2 separate regions of the Mus musculus genome follow, and region 1 is linked to region 2. Evidence: chromatin contacts called from ENCODE Hi-C or POLR2A ChIA-PET data. All regions are on one chromosome and are shown on one strand. The core of a region is the stretch at or near the end of the contact, and the rest is flanking DNA. Distances in the headings are between cores, read along the strand shown. Region 1 holds the start of 1700030A11Rik (RIKEN cDNA 1700030A11 gene). Region 2 holds the start of Mapk14 (mitogen-activated protein kinase 14).

Region 1 (4,292 bases), core at 950-3,449, 210 kb before region 2:
ATTGGTTCAAGATTATCTGCTATGTAGTGAATCAGAGGCCACTTGGAGCTACATGAGACCCTATTTATCTATTTATCTATCTATCTATTTATCTATCTGTCATCTATCTATCCATCTATCATCTATCTAATCTGTCATCTATTTATCTAGCCTATCTACCTATTTCATCTATTCTATCTAATCTATCATCTAGTCTATCTATCATCTATCCATCCATCTATCTATCTATCTATCTATCTATCTATCTATCTATCTATCTATCTATTCATCCATCCATCCATCCATCCATCCATCCATCTATCCATCCACCCATCTATTATCTATCACCAATTCTATTTTATATATTTATATCTTATCTATCTAACCTATCTAATCTATCATCTTATCTATCCATTCATCTATTATGTCTATCTTTATCTATCTATTATACCTACCACCTATCTATTGAATAGAGACTAAAGGTGTAGTTAGACAGGGACCCTGTGTTAGCAGGTAAAAGGTCTTGGGCTTAACTAAACAAGGCAGCTACATGGAAAAATGGAAAGAACTGTCCAACGGCCACAGTGAGGAGCCTTCAGTGTGCTCTGAATCTTCTTGCAGAATTACAGGGAATAAAACGAAGCTTCATCCATACAGACTTAAACACCCGTCTCTCAGTAGTGCGTCCAACCTCATACACAATCAGAACACCTCACAATACCCTCTTCATTTAATTGTCTAAAAACGAGGGCGGCATTTTTAAAGGCAGGGTATGCAAGGGATGGAAAGGCATTTCTGTGGCCAGTTTGTAAGGTATTTACTTTACCATTGCCTTGCCTGAGAGGAAAATGAACTGTAGATAGTGTCAGGAAACAGGAAGCCGGGGGCAGAGTCGCTTGTTAGTTTGACATTTCATGCAAACAGACCTTTGGGGTGCAGCTAGTGGAGTGGGCACATCACCCTTGTGTAAGGCAAAACAAGCCACCCAAGGAAATGTTCTGGTGTGAGGAGTAGTGGAAGCAGCCATGGGGCAGGTCCAGTGTGACCTGTGGAGCGCCAGCTGATGTCCTCTCTGTGCCTTAGGATAGGGACCTGTTATTATGTGGGGCTGGAAGACTTGGAATCAGCCTTGGGAAATGTTTCTAACTCCTGCTCCTTTGTTTGATGTCCTGACAGCCCATGAGAGATTGTGACCCATATTTCGCAGGGAAAGCTGTAAAGATCCGGAGGGGAAAGTGATTTAGCCACTACCAATTCAAAGTTCCCAGATCTAGAAAGCTCAGTTGACAGGGCAGGTGGACATCGGGCCTTAAATCCCTGCATAAAACATCATGCTTTGGGCTGTGAGATGGCTCAGAGGGTAAAGGCATGTTCCAGCAAGCCCCGATGATGTGAGTTTGATTCCTGGGACCCATATAATAAAAGGAGAGAACTGGCTTCCGAGAGATATCCTCTGATCGCCACATGTGTTTCTCTTCTCCCTAATAATTGAATTATAAAAAATTAACACATTTAAAAAGTCATACTTTGCCTCAAAAATACTTTCCCATATTCAGTCAGGATGGTGGGGGATGAGAGGGTCTTTGGGTATTGGGGGGGGATGGGAGGGTCTTTGGGTATTGGGGAACCTCAATCCTGAGGGATCCAGGCTGGTTTCGTTCTCCCTGGGAGTCCAGATCTGGATACTGTCTGCATACCTAGGAGTGGTGGGACCCATGCTCTCTTGCAGAGGATGATGTCATCTGGCAGATTGTGGAATTGCTCAAGAAAGCTGGAGACCAACTGGAAGAAGAGGTGAGGAGGCGCAGGCATCAGAGAGCGCCTGCAGAGCTGCTGCAGCTCCCGGTTCGTGCCCCGCCTCCCCGTCCAGTTAGCCCCACTCCCTAATTCCAGAAGCCACCTCCCGCTCTGGGTCGGCCCTGTCTGGGGTTGCCTTTCGCCTCTCCTCAAGGCCAGGGATCTAACCCAGTTTCTTTCTCCTCCCCACAGCAAGTGCAAATCCCTCAGCCAGAAGCGGTTCCTCCACGAAAGCCAACGCCACTCCCCAGGAAGAAATCCCAGGAGAAGAAGTCCAGCCTGAAGAGAGTCTTATCCCTCAAGAAGCCTGCCTCTGAGGAACCCAAGAGAGTCGGCACAGCCACTACCCTGGGCCCAGAAACCCGGCCCAAGAGGCCCAGCTTCCTACCCCTGTGTGTTAGTAGCCAGCGAGCTTCCACCTCCAGCAGCCTTGGTAAGCAGGCTCTAGCAGTTGCCATAGCAACTGCAGCTGCCTCCTGCTCTGGAATCTTTCTGATGCCCACACTATGCCTTGAGCAGTGTAGGGAGGATGGAGATGGAGAAGAGATCAAAGCTTTTCCCCTCCACATGGTCTCACTTGGGTACAAGTGGGATCCCTCAGAGCCAGAGCCGGAGGGAGAAGGGCTGGTCTCGTTGGCTCTTCGTGGGCGTTAGGGTGGATGGGGGCTAGACTTGTATGACACCGTTGTCAGGAGAGCGTGGATTTGGGGTCATAAGAGGAGAGATTTTCATGCAAGGCGGTTTAGGCCATGGCTCTTCTTCATTCGTGGCACGGAGCCAGGCACCTTCTGCCCCCTAGTGGACCAACCGAAAACAGCGGCTAGGTAAGGAAACCCCATGGAAAGAAAAAGAGAAGCCAAGGAAAGACAGTTCTTTTCATGCAGAGAGCATGGTCGGGGTCCGCAAACAGAGCCCCAGACCCGGCATAGCCTTGCAAGCCTTGCAGAGCCCACGGGTGGCGTACACTGGCACCTGCCCAGGCTCAGGTTGCTGGGCGTGGCTGACACACACACTGACTGTGACTTTCTGCTTCCCAGACTTGGAGGCGCCTGAGTTCCAAGAGGTCCCGTCTGTAGATGGTGGAGGCTCCCATCCCTCTGAGCTCCACACACCAGCTGCCATATTTCAGGGACCCGAGGAGAAGCCACTGCTGGACAGAGCCTCCGAATCCAGTTAGTCCCTTGCCCCTCAGAAACACCCCCCTCCGCCACCCCTACCCCCCCACCTCCAGCAAATAGCCCATCTGTCTAGACTCTGCCATTTGGAAAGGGCAAGTTGAGGCAGAGCGAGGGAGGCCAAGGCCTATTTCAGTCTCTCTGTGGGAGGCCTCGGGCTGTGGAGACAGCACATTTCACCCGTTAGCCTCAGTTTCCCCATTTTGCAAGGCTGGACCTTGAGATTTGCTGGAAGTTCTAATTGAATGACTGCCTGTAAGGTATAGCAGGGTCGGCCTGTCAGCCAACAGGTTGTGTTGCTACCGAGCGTGGTTATTGCCGTTAGGTGGGCGGCTGAGAGCTGCCGTGGTGCCAGGAAGGGGCTGAGAACACAGAAGGGAGGTTTCCATACAGTTATCGGTTTTATTATTATTATTATTTGTTTTTGTTCGAGACAGGATTTCTCTGCATAGTCCTGGCTGTCCTGGAACTCACTCTGTAGACCAGGTTGGCCTCGAACTCAGAAATCTGCCTGCCTCTGCCTCCCAAGTGCTGGGATTAAAGGCTTGCGCCACCACTGCCCGGGTTTTTTTTTTTTTTTAAAGATTTATTTATTTACTTATTTTATGTATGTGAGTATACTGTCACGTTTCTCAGTCACACCAGAAGAGGGCATCAGATCCCATTAGAGATGGTTGTGAGCCACCATGTGGTTGCTGGGAATTGAACTCAAGACCTCTGGAAGAGCAGTCAGTGCTCCTAACCTCTGAGCCATCTCTGCAGCCCCATCAGTTGTTTTTTTTTTTTTTTTAAGATTTACTTATTTATTTTATATCACTACACTGTAGCTGTCTTCAGACATACCAGAAGAGGGCATCAGATCCCATTATAGATGGCTGTGAGGCACCATGTGGTTTCTGGGAATTGAACTCAGGACCTCTGGAAAAGCAGTCGGTACTCTTAACCGCTGAGCCATCTCTCCAGTCCCCACAGTTATCAGTTTATTGTTGACAGAACCAAGCCTGGATCTAAAATACTGTCTAACATCTGGAGACGCTTTAAACCGCTTCGGGGGAGGCAAAGGATGCTGGAGAGATAGCACAGCCCTTAAAGTTTGCACTCCAGAATGCACATGGAAAGAAAAGAGAGACAACAGAAAAGCTGGGGTGTGTGGACCTGGCCCCGACCTCAGAGGCCTTTGTAAGGAACCCTGTCCTTTTCGTAGGAGAATTCAGGCGGAAGATCCTGGTCCTGCTCCAGAGTGCAGAGGACGAGAGGGGAGAGCAGGTGAGGATGCCCTCTGGGATGATCCTGCTCTTCTGGGGACCCTCACCCCTCCTTCCAGGGACCCCCACCTCTCTG
Region 2 (4,127 bases), core at 1,304-3,803:
GTGTGGTGCACTGCTGCTGGGGCTGGAATGCAGGGCCTCCCACAGGCAAGGCCAGGGCTGTCCCACTGCGTTCCATCACTGGGCCAGCACTACCTATGTTTAAGAAGCTGTTTGGTAGAAGTCTATTTAATTGTGAGGTTGTGCTCAATTATATTACACAGAAAACAGCAGCACTAGAGGAAGTGGAGTTGGTTTCACTGTGGCACTTCACTGTGAAGCTGGCTCTTCTGCCAGGACAGTGGTGTCCACAGGAAACCTTGCAAATTCACCATCCCAGAAGCCCCTGAGCTTCACTCCCTGAGCATTCAAATGGAAACAAACGCCTGGTACTGTACCAATTAGGAACGAAGAATGGAGATACTTAAGGAGCTGGTAACTATTAGAGAAACAATGATGCAACAGATCAATCACAAATACATGAGAGATATTATTGACATTTCCTTTAAAGTGTAAACTGCCATTCTGTAGACTCGTGAGAAAGATGTCCAAGTTGGTATCATCTGCAACATAGCTTAAGCAGCTTGAGCCAGCAAATGCAATGTGATCTGTTGCTGGACACAATTGCACAATCTCAATTACCCAGAAGATTCTACCAAACAGGAAATTCACGATATGACTTTAAGTAACACAGGACTCATACTTAAAGGTTAGCACATCCAGAAGCCTGGAATTTGTTCCAAAACAAAAACCATTTCCCAGACTCCTTCGGAAACCATGAATGCATGTAAGTCACTAAAACACAGGAAGGGCTCATCTACTGAATCTATCAGATTACTATCAGATAGGGAGCTCTAAAAGATATAGTAAAAGATACTGCGTGAATCCTTCAAAGTTCCTTAGAACATTTCTGGAGTGGAAGTTTTATGGTAGAAATTTAATCTGAAACCTGCTCCCAGGGCCATGCATGGTAGCAAAAGCCTTTATTCTCAGAGCTGGCAGACAAAATTTGTTGAGTTCCAGGCAAGACAGGGAGAGCCATAGTGGAACTAAAATAGGCCCCCCCCCACTCCTACCCCCCTCCCCCACCCGGTGTTAAGGAAAGCTAAAAAGCATCGTTTCCTATGTTCCAGGATCTCCCGAAAACCACCACGTACCTCGGTACTTACAAGCTGATAAAACTCCGCAAATCTTCTAAGGGACTTAAAAAAAAGAAAAGCACCCCCATGAATTACTTCAATTAAAAGCTATCTACACCTCCAGCTCTAGTCCTACCTTCTTGATCTTGAGGGGCGCCCCTCTGCTCGGTATGGAAAACTGTTTTGTCAAACAATACTGAAATGAGCAGTGGTATGTGACTAAGCGGCGAGCTGGAGCGTCCTTGCAAGGCGCTGCCACCCTCCCTCCCCGAAAAGGAAATACGCTTTCAACCGAATCGGAAACACACCACGCAAGCTGGCACCGTGGTCCCCGAGATAAAGTCGGTATTTTAAGCTCTTCGGGGTGCTGCTAATTCAAGTGCGAATCCCAAAGGAACGTTTCCTGAGACAGGATTTTTCGATGGAGGCTTGCAAAAATGGGAAAAGGGGGAGAAAAAAGGAAAAAAAAAAAAATTCCGGGAAAGGAGCGCTTTCTCTTGCAAGTTTCGTTCAGGTGACCGCAGTCCCCGGGTCAGGCTTTGCCCTACAGCTCCTCGCTGGAGCTCCGCCCAGCTCGTCTGCTCCCCGGGGCAGGGCTCCCGCGTCCCGAGTGGCGGTACCCGGAGGCAGGGTCCTGAGGCCGCGCTGCAGCAGAGGACCCCCGGGAGGGCCAGTCTTGGGAGCAGGGAGAGCGCAGGGTAGAGAAGCATCCCACCGCGTCCGCAGCTGACCCGCTCCCGCACACGGCTCGCCCCCGACCTGCGTATGCAGGGCGAGGGGTGCAGGACACGTCCCGCTCCAGCTGCCCCCTGCACCCCCAGACACGCCCGGAGGAGAATTCCTGCCGCTGGGCGCATCGCTGAGCTGTGGGGACAGGCCTGGCCCTCAGGCATGCAGGGCCACCCTGCTTGCTCCACCGCGTCCCCCCACCCCACCCCTAACCCGAGGCCCGGCGACACTCACCACACCGAGCCATAGGCGCCCGAGCCCACCGGGGACAGGTTCTGGTATCGTTCGGGCACCTCCCAGATGGTCTTGTTCAGCTCCTGCCGGTAGAACGTGGGCCTCTCCTGCGACATCTTCCAGCGGCAGCAGCGGGGCGAGGAGGTGGCCGAGCGGGGGCTCCTGCCTGCAGCCGCACGCTCTCCTCTGCGCCCGCCCGCGGCAGACCGGACCCCGCGCCCGCCACCCGCGCAGGTGTGGAGGCTGCGACCCGCCGCCCCTGTCAGCCGCGGCGGCTCCTACGAGCGTCGGCAAGGTGCCGGAGCCGGCTGCACGGCTCGAGGCTGCTCCCGCCGCGGTCCTCCTGCAGCCGCTCCCCGGGGAGGGAGCGCACGCCGACGCCGCAAGACACCCGCTCGCGCTTCAGCGCCCCGCTTGGGCTCCAGTGGCGGCGATCCCACAGGCAGCGGCCGGGAGCCTCTCGCGGAACTCTCGCGAGAACAGCTCCAAGGAGGCCCCGCTCTGAATCCAGATCTTACCCAATATGGAACCTGCCCACGGGGCGGGGGGTCGCGAGAAGAGCGCGCAGGGCCGGCAGATCTCGCGAGAAGAGGGACGCGGCTTGGGGAGCCGAGGCAGGAACTCTCGGGGACTGGGCTCCCCGGGGCGCCAAGGGTGGAGGCCGCAGCGCGGGGCGCGCGCGCCTCTCTGTGGTCGCACGGGCGAATGCCTGGCGCCATGGCGGAAAGCCGCTGTGACAGCGTCGGGGAAGAGAGCCAAATGATCTTTGAACTCCGAGCAACCTGCTCACTAGAGTCGTCAATTTCCAAGAACAACTTGAAAGAACAGACAGGCCCTGTCCAGAAAGCTGTCGCATTCCGGTCTGCTCAAGGACAAGTGGCTCACCTCGGGATGCTGGTGAAACCTGCCCCCTAGGCAAATATTAGTCTTGCCTCAAAGCCCAGGCTCTCCCTCCAGGCGCTCCTACATGTTTTCAGGCAGAAGTGGCAGAAGGAGGTTCCAGGGACCCACAGGGAGTTCCAATGCACGAGGTCAGAGGTAGACATCATGAATGGCCACTTCCAGGCTGGGGACCAGCATTTGCAAGGCCCTGGGTTCAATACCCACTACTGGAAGGGGAAGGTACACACACACACTGCAAGTAGGTCATTCCATTTCAGGAAGGTCTTCTCATTTATTTATTTATATTTACACCACCTGCAATTCCGGCATTTGGAAAGACCAGAAAACCCTTCATATACATGCATACATATATATCTATTTACACAGCCTGTAATTCCAGCATTTAGAAAGACCAGGAGACCCTTTCATACTATTTATTTATATGTACAGAACCTGTAATTCCAGCATTTGAAAAGACCAAGAGACCTTTCTCTTATTTATTTATTTATACACAACCTGTAATTCCAGCATTTGGAAAGACCAGGGGACCCTTCTTATTTATTTATTTGTTTATTTATTTATTTGTTTATTTGTATTTACAAATCCTGTAATTCTAGCATTTGGAAAAACCAGGAGACCAAGCCTCTGCTGTGTAGTGATGAGACCGTATGTGCAACACCCCAAAAACCATCACTCGGGTTTGAGACCGACTCTTGCCCTTTAGAGCCATCCAAAGTTTAGAAATTTAAAAGAAAATTGGGGGGTGGGTATTAAAGACTTAATTCATGCCTCTGAGAGTATGGAGAACTACTAGGGCGAGCATTCTGACCGCATCTCATTTAGGTAAGTCTGTTGAGCTTTCTTAGGCCCTGGTTCTAGTCTCTACAAGATCAATGCGACCCTGCATTCCCACCTAGTGGAATCTTCCGTAGAAGCCGAGAAAGCTAATAAAAGTGAATGGGGAAAGTTAGACCCGTAAGAACCCACATCCACCCATGCCTACACCGAGCAGGAGAAAGGGGAAATCTTATTCTCGTGGCTATTTCTAGAAGATCCGGGTATGTGGAGGGCAGCAGGGACCCCTTCTCCTCGGCCCAGATGCCATCCTCGCCCGTCACCCGCACAGCCGGAACGCCCGCGGGTTCTGCAGCAACGGCTCCGGAACTGCCGGCCTCCGCGTCCGCAGCGCTGCCGCCAGCCAGGCTG

The links. A loop is a pair of places that touch in the nucleus more often than their neighbours do. ChIA-PET counts read pairs that join two places held with the same protein, here RNA polymerase II (POLR2A).
Region 1: a loop to region 2 is called in a map of left cerebral cortex, with 3 times the contacts of the local background. The contact joins the promoter of 1700030A11Rik here to the promoter of Mapk14 in region 2. A Hi-C loop is called at or near these places in 2 of 37 maps with a recorded cell type or tissue (CH12.LX and left cerebral cortex). POLR2A ChIA-PET finds 5 or more read pairs at or near these places in 2 of 5 experiments (both embryonic stem cell).

What each region holds. Positions count from the first base shown.
Region 1 is chr17:28,903,172-28,907,463 of GRCm38, reverse strand. It overlaps 1700030A11Rik (RIKEN cDNA 1700030A11 gene), which reads right to left and starts at 2,199. Exons shown (of 3, transcript NR_045457.1): 1 at 2,165-2,199; 2 at 1,677-1,761; 3 at 693-1,460. Bnip5 (BCL2 interacting protein 5) reads left to right here. Exons shown (of 12, transcript NM_172450.3): 4 at 1,709-1,773; 5 at 1,969-2,209; 6 at 2,814-2,948; 7 at 4,156-4,217.
Region 2 is chr17:28,689,768-28,693,894 of GRCm38, reverse strand. It overlaps Mapk14 (mitogen-activated protein kinase 14), which reads right to left and starts at 2,553. Exons shown (of 12, transcript NM_011951.3): 1 at 2,040-2,553. The coding sequence starts at 2,155. It overlaps Slc26a8 (solute carrier family 26, member 8), which reads left to right and starts at 3,908. Exons shown (of 20, transcript NM_001290320.1): 1 at 3,908-4,127.